2 separate regions of the Mus musculus genome follow, and region 2 is linked to region 1. A link is a loop called in an ENCODE intact Hi-C map of the cell type or tissue named here. Cell type or tissue: left cerebral cortex. All regions are shown on one strand. Each heading gives the region's core, and the rest is flanking DNA. Links, peaks and the distances in the headings are about the cores only.

Region 1 (2,500 bases), core at 1-2,500:
GAATAGCCCGTGTGTTGCTTTCATTTTAACAGAATTAACAGAGGTAGGACTTTAAGAACTGCTTGCTCCAGGAAGAGTGGTGCTAGTGCCGTCACACCTACCCCCTTTCCTCTTGCTTTGTCCTGTTACCTTCTGCCCTATGATGGCACAGATTGGCCACCCCAGGTTCTGGTGCTTTTCACCTATGACTTCTCAGCCTCTATAAATCTAAGACAATCAATTTCTGTTCTTTATACATTCCAGTCTCGAGTATTTTGTTACAGTACCTCAAATGGACAAAGACATCCCTGATTCTATGTAATAATAACCAGAGACCCTTTTATTTGTGCTTAGTTTATTTTTTTTTCCTCTAAGATTAAAATATAACCAGTAACCTAAATAGGGAACAATGAAGTAGGATCAAAGCCTTAGGGACTCTTAAAATTCAAGTTCTCTAGCCCCAGCAAGTCTGCCACTGCAGCCCTGGATTTCTTGGCAGTCTCCTGCTCTCAAGCCTGTTGGAAGAGGATTGCTTCATGAAATATTGAAGACCTTGCCTACATCTGACCTAAATGTTAGCAAATGAAAAAGGAGGGTTGAGTCCTCTCAGATCACACCATGCAGATGCTCGCCTGCTCACAGTTGTGTAGAGAATGGTGTCCTTTAAGTCTGTAGTGTGCCAGCAGGAAGGAGCAGGGTGAGCACCACTGATCACTCCCCCCCACCCCAATGATCCATCAGAATTAATTTCCCTAACAAAACCACACAAGGAAACAAACCAAAACAACAAAAACAAACAAACAAACAACCAGTCCTGAGCTGGAATGGGAAAGAAGAGGACCAATGAAAAGCTTTTTCTAATTCTAAGACTTAGAGGGGCTGAGGCCATGTGATCAAGAAGGGAAGGAGGGCTGGGTGTTGGTGGCGCACTCCTTTAATCCCAGCACTCAGGAGGCAGAGGCAGGCAGATTTCTGAGTTTGAGCCCAGCCTGGTCTACAGAGTGAGTTCCAGGACAGAGAAACCCTGTTTCGAAAACAACCAAAAAAAAAAAAAAAAAAAAAAAAGAAGGGAGGAAGCATGGGGGATCTTGGGTAGATGGACATCGGGTGTGGATTAGGTCTGCTTTGAATCAGTACCGATCCCACCTTCTTCCATACCAGTGAGAGTTCTAGAAACAAGCGCTTGAGCTTGCTAAACTCCATGGCTTTGATGTCCACTGGTGTGTAAGTGGGAATGGGGCTAGGTTGAGATATGAGTGAAAGACAAGGCTGGCTGTTCTTCAGAAAAGTAGTTGATGACAGAAGAGTAGAAAGAAAGAGAGTAGGGTAAGTTTTTTCCTCTTTAGGCAAAGTCTGTAAGCTTTTCATAACACTAGCAATTTTTCCATTTAAAACCAAACAGAGGCCACAGTGACATTTAGTGTGTCACAATGTTTGCCAACTGCTAGAGTCTAGTCTTATTACAGCCCACTCAGCCCTAGATTCCTTGTCTGTAAATGTCATGGTGAAAAACCTAGATTCTAGAGCATTTCACATGCCCAAGTCCTGAAGTATGGGAAAGGCAGCCATGGTTAATACTTAGCCCGGCTCCTGAAACCCTTTGTATCAAAACTCAGATCTTTATAAGAAACTGTAGGAAGATAATGAGGGGAGTCCAAAGGAAAACTGAAATAAAACTGATGCCAGAGACAGATAATGAATCCCTGGGCCCATCAAGATCCAAAAAGGAAAAGCCACACACAGTGATAGCATCGTGGATGTGTGGTCCACTTCTCATATGACACTCTTAGGGAGATCTTTCCTGGACTCGTGTTTGCCAAGTAAGGGTAGGTATAACTGTGTTAGTGCTCCTCTCTGGAGGGAGCACAGCTCTGATCCTCAAACTGAGTCTGCAGTCATTCTGATGTGGACCCAGGAGGTCTACAGAACAGACATTTGTACCAGGTTCCCAGGTGGTGCTGGTGGTAGAGTCCAGGAATCTTAATTCTGGGAGACTGAGCTGGATGGAGTATGGAAGGAGTGTCTGGTCAGCCCGAATCTGGTGATCTAAGCATCTGTATTGAGTGACTATTGCCAGTTTATACAGCCATTCAATGAAATTGCATTGTAAGGGAGTTGAGTGCTAGATATTATTCTGATCACTTAGCACTGATTCATTTAAAAGTTACAGCAAATTATAAGAAATCTAATAGTACATGCCCTATGTAGTTGTAACGGAGAGGTGTGATTTATCATTTTTAATAACTATTAAATGAGCAATATATAATTCAAATAGTAACAACTTGGATATTTCTTAAGTATTGTAGGAGTGAGAAGATAGGTTCTCTGATCCTTATTTAATCCATGTGCAAATGTCTTAAATACACCCACATAAATACATGTGCTCACGCATACTCGCACACCACACCACTGCCGCCTCCACACTACATCCAAAACTTACTTAGCTTCCACTCTATTCCTGATGGAAAAGGAAACCAACTCCCACATCCACTGTCTCTCTGAAGACTCTAGAAGCTTTGTG
Region 2 (10,741 bases), core at 3,942-6,441, 180 kb before region 1:
GGATGGGATAGCCCCATCAATCATATCAGCAGCTCAGCTTCTCTGGTAGGACGGAAAGCATAGTCAGGAGGGAATGGAAAGAGAACTGTGAGTCACTCTGCTATAGAGGAGAAAAAACACACACACACACACACACACACACACACACACACACACACACACACACACGAAGCAAAGAAGCATGCTGTCAACCCAAGCAAACAGTGGCCATCTCCAGCAGTTGATTAGTCATTCATTCTCTAAGATAATTTTTATTCAGTGCTATACTGGGTTCTGAAGATTTAATGCAGACTAAGATACTGCCCTTTGCTTGCTTCGGCTATAGAAAAATGGCAATAAAGCAGGTGACATTAGGCATGGAATATACAATGGTAAGGATAAGCCAGGTGGAATTATGGGAAAGCAGAATAATAATAGTGTGTGATCTGAAAGTACTTACTACTTACATGTCACTTTTGACAGGTTAATGTATTTTTAAACAGTACCAAGGGGCAGATACAATTTAATCACATCTTGACAGGTAAGGGCATTAGGGCAGGGCTGCGGTCTGTGTATTGATAAGTGGGAAGAAATCATTTCTGCATTTTCTCACTCTCTCCCTCAACTCTTCAGAAGACCTGGCTTTTGAGATGAACCACACCTGAGCAATGCCCCAGCTCTCTCTGGTGGGCTCTGCCTGCATGATCTTCCTAGAGCAAGACTGTAGCCAGTTGCCGGTGCTGATTTCATGCTGTACTCCTGTTATATGAGTGCCTGGCATAGACAAATATGTATAGAAACACATTTGTCATTAGTAAATGAATGATTAAAACAAAATGCATAGTAGACAGCAGAAGACTAATTTTTGTATGTGCATTTATATACAGGTGATGTGTGTGTGTGTGTGTGTGTGTGTGTGTGCATGCGTTCATATGTGTGTGGAGGCTATCGGACAACATTGGCCGTCATTCCTCAGACATGGCCAATTGGTCCCTCACTGGCCTGGAACTTGCCAAGTAGTTTAGGTTGGCTGGCCAGTGATTCTTGAGGTTTGCCCATCTACGCCTCTGCAAAACTGGGATTACAAATTTATGCCATTATGCGTAGATTTTTTTTTTAAAACCTGGGTTCAGGGAGTTGAACACAGAACCTGGATTTTGTTCCCAGCCATCAGGTATAAGAAAGAGTGCGAACAGCATCCTCCAGATAACATTTTTAAAAAGTAAATTGTTTTGTTTATCTCAATTTTCTATTATACAACAAACATGAAAGAAATTTGTAAACAATAAAAACTAGTACCACGCTAGCTGGATTCCATCATTCACTACAAACTAATTTGTATTACTTTCTACAAAACCATAACTGATCATCAATGTTCAAATCCCCTTCCGTACTCCTTGCGTGAATCTGGGTGAACCTCCTGCTCCTTGGTATGAGCAGGTTCACCTAAGATCATTGATATTTTTCCAGGTCTACATACCAGGGCAGAGATGGGGCTGTGCAGAGAGACTTAGTTTGCCTCCTTAGAAAGTAAAAATCTGAAAATGTGTAGACTAACAGTTTGGAATGTTTCAGGTTGTACCATCTTTGAAAACTGCAAGAGCTGCCGCAATGGCTCCTGGGGCGGAACTCTGGATGACTTCTACGTGAAGGGATTCTACTGCGCAGAGTGCAGGGCAGGCTGGTACGGAGGAGACTGCATGCGTAAGTAGACCCCCTGTGCACATGCACAAGCTCTGGCTTGGTTTAGCATCCAAGTCTCAGCTTAGAATGCAACTCATGTTTACCTTGTTGGAATCTCAGTTTTGGAATGCACGTGGCTAGAGATAGGACTATCAAAACAAAGATAGATTTCTATCTATCCAGGGTGGATAGTGGACATATGTTTGGGATTGTGTTTCTAGAAGCTTCCTTATCTTGACCTCAAGTTCACCTTTTGCTCAAATAGAGCCAAATACTTACACACACACACACACACACACACACACAGACACACACTAACACCACACACACACACACACACTCACACCACACACACACACACTCACACCACACACACACACATACTCACACCACACACACACACACACACACACACACTCACACCACACTCACACACACACACACACACACACACACACCCCCCACACACACACACACACACACACACTCACACCACACCACACACACACACACACACACACACACACACACACACACACTCACACCACACCACACACACACACACACACACACACACACACACACACACACACACACACACTCGCGTGCCATAATGGATATTCAACTTTGAGGTGGCTTTGATCAGCAGATAGTGAAATAGGGTTCACTATTGTCTTGTGTAATGTATTTAAAATAGAAATTTCTTTGATACATTTCTTAACTCCTGGGTTAAGTTCTTGAAACCACATAAACTGCTAGGACACCATTTTACCCAGGAAGGGAATTCTTCTGGAAAGTACTTGATCTCAGAGGATTAGTCATTGTTATTCTTCTCTGAGCTTCAAAGCTCTTTGAAAGAGCTTTGGAATGGAAATCTGGTACCTCCCTCAGTCCAGGATGCTCCTCATGGCTAGCCTAGGATGTTTCCTGAGAGCCTGTATCCATGGCCAGGCCCATGTGGTGGGACTTCAGCAAATCTGCTTTGTTTGTTTCTTAGTGGGGTCAGAAGCTGTCAGGGTGATCAGCTTTACTTCTGTGAATGGCATTCCTAGTTTACAGAGACTTTGTTTATAGTGATGCTGTCCCAACCACTGGACCTAATCTGTAGCCAGATGCTAGTAGTTTTAAGACTCCACCAAACCCAGAGGAAGAGAAGGGTTAGTTTATATTCCAGAGTGAATACAACAGTTCTAGAAGGTGGGTAAATTTTAAAGTGCTGGTCTCTACTGCTGATTTAAATTTTCTGTGCTACTTTAATTGGATTCCAGGAAATTTAATTTGGGGCTTTGTAGATTTTTTTTTAACCAGGCTGGTTAGCTGTGTGATATAACCTGCTTTTCACCTTGGCAGCTACTCTATGCGATGGTGGGAGAAAACAATGATCAGGGTACAAACTATAGAATGCTATCTATCCTATGGCACTGAATAAGTGTGATAAGTACATCTGAAGTATTTAGTGCTTTGCTTAGAGATAGTGAAAGCCCAATGTTATGTGCAGAAGTGATATATTGACTTGTTTTCCATATACCTCTAATTGATAAGATGGTAGGAAGTCCAAATACAAAACTGCTTTCAGTAATAGATTAGGAGAGATGTGGGGTTCTGGAAATTGAGCTCAGCTAGTGAAGTGCTGGCCACGTAAGCATGAGGACCCAGGTTTGGTCTTTAGCACGTATGTAAAGAGCTGGGCATGATGGTCAGGGGGAGTTGGAGACAAGTGGATCACGGAGATTGTGGATGGCCAAGCTTAATCAACTTGGTGAGTGTCAGGCCAAGCATAGACACAAACAAACAAACAAACAAACAAACAGCCAGGACAGACAGACAAGCAAACAAAGATAGAAAATATCTGAGAAATGACATTCAAGCTGCTCTGATATCCATACACATGAGATTCATAAGCATGTATGTACACACACACACACACACACACACACATCTAATTCCTAAATATAACCTCTTCAGTCTGGATAATGTTATATATACATAATGATATGTATATTTTCAGGGATGACCATTTGGCCTTGAACAACTAATTGGTGTGCTCTTCCCTGGGGACGAGCACCTCCTCCATTCCTGGCATTCCTCTGTTTTTTAGAGTTCCTTGTGTATGGCTGAGCCTTGTGGACCTTTCTTCATCCAGTTTGGCATCCAGTCCACTGATGTCATCCTCACTCAGCTCGTGCAGTCGTGCATGGGACTTAATAGTAGCTTCTGATATTGCTAGGAGACACAATTTCCAAACAAACTCCCTGATCTTCTTGCATTTATGATCTTTCTGCCCCCTCCTCTATAATGTTCCTGAGTTTTAGGTACAGAAATATTCTGTAAATTTATCTATTGGAACTACATTCTGGTTAGCTGTGATTTTTTGCAGTGGTCTCTGTCTGTTGCAAAGTTAGGAGAACTGATTTCAGTTTGTGTCAAGCTGACAAAAACTAACCCAGAAGGCCAGAAAAGTGACACCTGACAGGTAATTCTAGCAATATATCAAAGGCTCATTGAAGTGGAGCCAGTGCCGTGTGCAAAGGTCATAGCTAGGAATGCTACTTCAGTGGCTAGGTGAGAGGAAAGAGCAAGTGATGAGAGGAGCTTAAAGAGCAAGATACCACTCATTGACACGCTAGAAGTATAGCGAGGGACCTCAAGTTCGTCTGAATAGCAGGTAGCCAGAGATATCCCATGCATGGCTTTCCTAAAGTCTCTGTCAGTTGTGTGCTGGGTTGAGCTTCAGTATAAAAGCTGGCTGCAGAGTCTGACTTGTTGGGTTGCCAAAGGCACCACTCTAAAAGTCGAGCTTTCTTCAGGACAACAGAGTTAGCTCAGAGAAGATACCGATCCCATTAGACAGGATAAGTAGGAAGTTTGTGGTATTATTTATCAGATGGTACATTCATTCAAAGGAATGCACCCCAGGTGCTGGACACATAACGACAAGCAGGCAGCCGGTCTCTTTCATGGTAGAGCCTGCCATTCAGCAAAGGAAGATAAAAACAACAAGACCAAGTAAAAACAAACCTGGAGAGCAGTCCATTCCGTGAAGTAAACAAACAGAAGAAGGGCCAGATTCCTCTCTGCATCCCATTCTGTCTGGGACACATGGGAGGCTCTGATTGCATTCTGCCTGTTTTGAAAGCCTCATTCCACACAGTGTATGCCATCACAGCCGCAAGTACAAATGGTGCATTTCTTATGGAAGCCCAGTCTGGTCATCACGGATTACAATGAACCCTCAAGGAGAATGAAGTCCATCTGTGGAAACAAGGTCAAACCCAAGACGACAGCAGTTTCATGTTCTTAGGTACTTGTTGCCTATGTAAATTCAAAGCAAATTCAGGGGAAGAAGCAATGCATTTGTCTGTCTGCTGAATGCTTATCTGGAGTTGGCCATTATACTGCCTTCTGTGAAGGTGAAGAGGGGATACCATACTTGGGTGGTCCTATTCTAGCTGGGGCACAATACAGGTGCTGCAAGGCTGTACCACTATTTTCCCAGTAGATGGCGCTCAAACAATCCTTTCCTGCCTGTCCTTTCTCCTGAAGGAGGAGGGCTTCTTTCCTGTAGGGAAACTTTCCATTTCCCTTCCTGAGTAACATGTAGAATCTTAGCAGGAAAGGGGGAAGGCAGGTCAACACTGAGAGGCTCAGACATTTGGAACTAGAGAGACAGAACAGCACCTTAATTTGTTACTGTCTGTACTTTTGATGATATTGGCACCTCCTTACAGTCGTAACAGTCAGTATGTGATCGTTTCATCCATGGTTATGAGATTCTAGTCTCCAGGAGAGTACCTGCATGCCTAAGTCTAGAACCCAGAGACTTGGATCATTTTCATCTTTCTGCATTAGGACAGATAGTTTGATGGTCTCAAAACTATCTGTGCTGGGAGCCATGGGTGCTATATTACTAAAAGAAAGATCTATTTCTTTGTACTTTCTCAATGTTTCAGTTAAAATAATTTCAAGTCTACAGGGTTGAAAGAACTCTCTGTGTCCATGCTGTCTACTTGGATTCACCAATTATCACTTTACAAAACGTAACATTCTTTCTCTTTTTAATACTACAAATGTTAATATTTTGTGTTTTATGATGTTAGCATAATCTCTCCTTCCTGTGTTTTCCTCTTGAGAGACAGGGTCTCAGGATGTAGCCCACTGTGGCCTGGAGGCCTCTGTCTTTCTGCTTCATCCTTCCAAGTGTTGGAATGACAGCTGTATTTCATGATGCCTAATTTTTCTTTCTGAACCTCAGATTTGGCCAGTGAAGACTTTAAAAACCACCGTCACACTGGTTTTGAGCACCCCTCCCTCCTCCTTTTCACTCCTCATAAGCATTTTGAGTTCACCTGTACTTCTTTCCCAGGTCCTCAAACCAGCAACTTCTCTGTGACTCTGAGTTTCTTTCAATGGTGGCACTCAGGGCTGTGACTAAGTGCTTGCGATTTGAGGTGCTGGTGTCTAAAGTCAAGAGCAAGGCTGATATCAGAGCTCTTTAGACTGCAGAGTTGGCTTCTCTTTATTGACTCTTTGAGAATTTCACATCATAGTCCGCAATCACACTCACTTCCCATTCCTTCCATATCTGTACCCCACTGTGACTCCCCAACAACAACAGCAACAAAGAACAAGTCTAATTTGTGTTGTCCGTAGACTTACTGGAACATGATCAAACTCCCAGCAGCCTACTCTCTAAAGAAAACTGAGACCTTTCTGCCTGCACCTCAACCAGAAGCCATCGATTGTGGGAGCAATTCTCCAGCATCCTTGTCACACTTTAAAGAGTTCTCTTGGTGGCTTCCTTTTTAGGCTGTTACTTTTCAGGGAGGGGGTTGGGGCCTGAGTAGGGGGTATCCCAGAAGCCTTCCATCTTCCTCTTTTTCAACTGAGTGCCTGCAGCCACCAACATCACTGCCAAAGTAGCTTCCTTGCTCTTTGATCTGGAGCTCAGATCATGGGCTTCCTTGTGTTTTCTGGTGACAGCATAGACCATAGACACAGCCCCTGGTGGTAGGACCCACATGTAGGCTTCAGCAGCATCATGGACTATGGTGACCCTTGGAGGAGGTCTAATCCAGAAAGTGAACCATTGTTCACCTTCGGTCTCCATCATTGCCTAGAGCCAGGGAGATCCTGCAGCTGGGTGGTATGCTCTAGGGCGGAGCTGCATCTGTGTGAGCCCCAGGCTGCTTCTTGCCATCCTGCCACTTCATGGGCAACAACCTGATCCACTGTCAACCCCAGCCCTCTTTCATACCTGCCTCTGTCATTGCATCTCCAGTTCTGCCTCTCTCCACAGTGCGAGCACTGCTCTGCTCCCATCTTCCCCATCTCCGTCGCACATTTGTTCACTGTAGTGACATCTGCCAGCCCATGTGCCCACATGAAAAAAATTGACTTCCTTTGTGGAGCTGTCCTGATGACCTCCAGGGCTGGTTTCTGGAATGAGATTTTTTTTTTTTTTGTGGGAGGAGGTCAGATGTTTTGGTTCTCTTCTTAAATTTAATTTTCATTGTATATATTCATTGTACATGGTACCACGTTACCTAAGGACAATTGTGCACAACACTGTACATTGAGCATATTTTCTCCATAGCCCCACCCCCACTTTCTCACCTTCATCTTCCATCAGCCCCCTTTCGCTTCTACTTCCACATCATATATACATACATGATTTTTATATATTTATGTAAAATGTAGGAGCCAATCACATCTTAGAGAAAACATGTGATATTTGTCTTCCTCAGACTGGCCTAATGTGTTTAATACCATCATCCCCAGTTGTACCCATTTTCTTGCAAATTCAACTTTGTTCTTTAGCGCTGAAAATTTCCGAGTATATAGGTAACATTTCCTTAGCCATTGCCTTGCTGTTGGACACTTAGGTTGGTTCTATAACTTAGACATTGTGAATAGTTCTGCAATACATGTCAATGTGCAAGTGCCTCTGCTGTGTGTTGGCTTGGCAACCTTCAGGGGAAGACCCATGAGTGAAAGAACTGGGTCATGTGGTGCTAGCTTGGGGTCTTGTTTTGTTTTTGTTTTTTGTTTTTTTGAGGAAACTTCATAATAACCAGACTTGCTTATTTCCCCTCCAGCAGTGTATAAGGGTTTCATTTTGCCCTAATTCTTGCCAATATTCATAGTGATTCATATTTTTTAGTGACTGCCATTCTAATTGGGATGTGAAGGAATCCTAACGTAGTTTGAATTTATATTTCTTTGATGGACAACAAGCATGAACTTTTTTTTCACATGTTTATTGGCTATTTTTGTTTTATCTTTTGCAAACTGTCCATTTCATTAGCCCATTTACTAATTGGGTTGTACAATTTCTTACGGTTTAATTTTTGAGTTCCTTGTATATTCTACATATTAATCCTATCTCAGACATATAGCTACTTAAGATTTTCCTACCATTTTGTAGACTTCTTCCCCATTTGATTATCTATTTACTTTGCTGTGCAGGAGTTTTTAATGTCACAAAGTCCTGTTTGCCAACTGTTGCCATTGTTTCCGGAGTGACTTTAGTCTCATTCAGAAAGTCTTTGCCCATTCCTGTATCTTGAATCATTTTCCTACCTTCCTTAATACATTCAGAGTTTTAGGCCTTACATTAAGATCTTAGATCTATTTGGAGTTGATTTTTATACAGGACGAGGGACAGGGAGCTAGTTTCATCTAAAAATGGTATTTACTTAATGTGGCCCTCAGGCTTCTCCTGGCTCCCCCACATGAGCTTCAGGAGGACCCACAGCCCTGAGGATATTACTGTGTGACATCGTAGCCAATACCACAGGGATTCTGAAGCTTCAACCCCTGAAGGATACTGGGGATCTAAAGAGGTTAGGAAAGCAACCCATATGAGAGGATTTATAGAGAGAGATTATGGCCCCTAATACGTTTATCTTCTTACTTGTGTTTGGACAGAGGCAGAGGAGCAGAAGAACTGGCTGTGAGCCATGCCCCCAAATGTTCGAGGGCTAGAGCATCCACGATGATGTGTGTGCAGGCAAACACACGAGTCATATCCAGAGATGACTAAGAGAAAAATTTGAGACGAGGAGGATCAGAGGAAGAAGGAAGGTTGGGTAGGGGTCGGGGGACAGCGAAAGGGAGACAGGAATCTGTAACTTAATTTTTTTCAAATTCTATTTTAAATGATGGTTCTTAAATGCTTTAACCTCCCTTGTAACCCACCACCGACAAGAGGTAGAGTAAAAGAAAGGATATGGGTGACGTGGACCTGTTTAGAAAGGTTCTTTGGAGCAACTCCCATCTGTGTTGTCTGGAAATCTGCAGTTCAGTTCACAGTAGCTCCATCTCTTTTCAAACACTTTATGGCTACGCCAGCAGTCCAGTTCAGCAGAGTCGGGTTAGCAATGGTGGTGACATGACCTAGCAGAGACAGCCAGGCCTCAACGTCAGCTTGAGTCAGCAAGAGAGACCAACAAGAACACCAGAAGTTCTCAGCTGTGCCTCTCTCAGGGAAGCAAAGATTAGTGAAGACCCACAAGCATCGCAGAGCTAGCTGTACCAGCAAGCCAGGCCCTGTCCCTGACACTCCATGGAGTTCTATTTGTACTCCCCTCACCCCCAAACATCATGTTTCCTCCATGTGCCTTGCCTTAGCATGGCTCTTCCTCAGCATGTGCATCCAATCAGCCCCAGTCCTCAGAGTCCCAACAACAGAGCTCAACTACAAAATGTAAGGTGGACCAATGCATGCGTTTTGTTAGCAAGGAATCCTTCATCAAGTTTGCTTTAATGAAACATCCTCTCTCCTGTGTCTGTTTCAGTGAAACATTCCTTCATGAGATTGCCTTAGCCTTTCACCTGTGTCTACTTCAGGAAAACACTCCTTCATGTGTTTGTCCCAGCAAAAACCATCCAACACAACTGACTCTCCAAAGAACCCTTGTTTCCACTTCAGGGATCACTCATTGAAAACCAGATCATCTTGCCACAGCTTTCTGTGGCTTGACTTTTCCAGGCAAAGAACAATGTGCAGTTGTGTCTACAATGAGGAGGGCATTGTGAAATATCTAGCAGCCCGGACTTGGAACTGACAAATATGCAAGTCATGGTTTCTCTTTTATGAAGAGGGACAAAATAAAAATGGTCCTTAGAGAATTTGTGTGTGTGTGTGTGTGTGTGTGTGTGTGTGTGTGTGTAGCAGTCAAATCAAATGCTATGTATAAATCTCTTAGTCTAAGAAATAATACTCAATAGGTAGTTAATGATTATGCTGCTTAGTTTTTGCTACCAGCTTGATATAACTTAGAATCACTTAGGAACAAAGTCTTAATGAGAGATTATTTAGATCAGGTTGGCCTATAGGCACATCTGCAGGGGATTGTTGTGATTGTTAAGTGGAATAGGAAGACCCAGCCCATCATGGGTGGCACCATTCTTTAGGCACTGAGTCCTGAACAATATAAGAGAGGAGAAAGCTAGCCAGCAAGCAAGTGTGGATGCGCGCATCACTTCTCTCTGGTTTTGTCTGTGGATATATGTGAGTAGCTGCTTCAAGCTGCCTGCCACTGTGACTGTCCTGATATGCTGCACTGTAACATGGAACTGCAAGCCAAACAAACCTTTTCCCCTTAAGTTGCTTTTTTGACAAAGTATGTTGTCACACTAGTAGAAATAAAACTAGAACAATAATATTTTTATTAATAACCCAGAGCCATCAAGTGAGTTTTTTGCTTGATTTTTTTTTGTGAATGCATTTGTGTGTTCCTGTGTGTATGTATGTGTATTTGAATGGGCAGAAGTTAATATAAAAGACATATAGTGAAGAAAAACTTCCTGAGAGAAAAAAAAAGGAGGAGGCATTCATGTCAGGATAAGTGTTTTGTGGTAAAGACTACTTCCTGTTTTCTGTCTAAGAGGTTTCTTGACAGCAGGTTGTTTAAACTGATGCAGACCACTGTCTCCTCAGACTCCTCAGCTCTAGCTCAGCCTCTGGGAAGGAGGAGAGCGCATGAAAGACCTCTTCTCAAACAGTCCGAAGCCGCTGGATTAACAAGAATGCAATCAGATATCTGTGGATATAGAACCAGGAAAACTCCAGTTTCTA

What was found. A loop is a pair of places that touch in the nucleus more often than their neighbours do. Peaks named below come from ENCODE experiments on the same cell type or tissue, not always from the same donor. Only the 100,000 strongest peaks of a DNase experiment are listed, where the experiment ranks them.
Region 2: a loop joins it to region 1, with 2.6 times the contacts of the local background. A loop is called at or near these places in 2 of 42 quality-filtered maps.

The regions. Positions count from the first base shown.
Region 1 is chr2:102,770,079-102,772,578 of GRCm38, forward strand. The region is part of intron 9 of Slc1a2 (solute carrier family 1 (glial high affinity glutamate transporter), member 2); the gene reads left to right. Among named protein-coding and RNA genes, the nearest start is that of Gm13872, 25 kb to the left of the region's middle. In left cerebral cortex, for the core only: no CTCF peak of the experiment used is centred there; DNase peaks (open chromatin) are centred at 1,423 and 2,410.
Region 2 is chr2:102,585,041-102,595,781 of GRCm38, forward strand. It overlaps Pamr1 (peptidase domain containing associated with muscle regeneration 1), which reads left to right. Exons shown (of 11, transcript NM_173749.4): 3 at 1,555-1,683. Among named protein-coding and RNA genes, the nearest start is that of Pamr1, 40 kb to the left of the region's middle. In left cerebral cortex, for the core only: a CTCF peak has its summit at 5,157 (motif pointing right); a DNase peak (open chromatin) is centred at 5,175.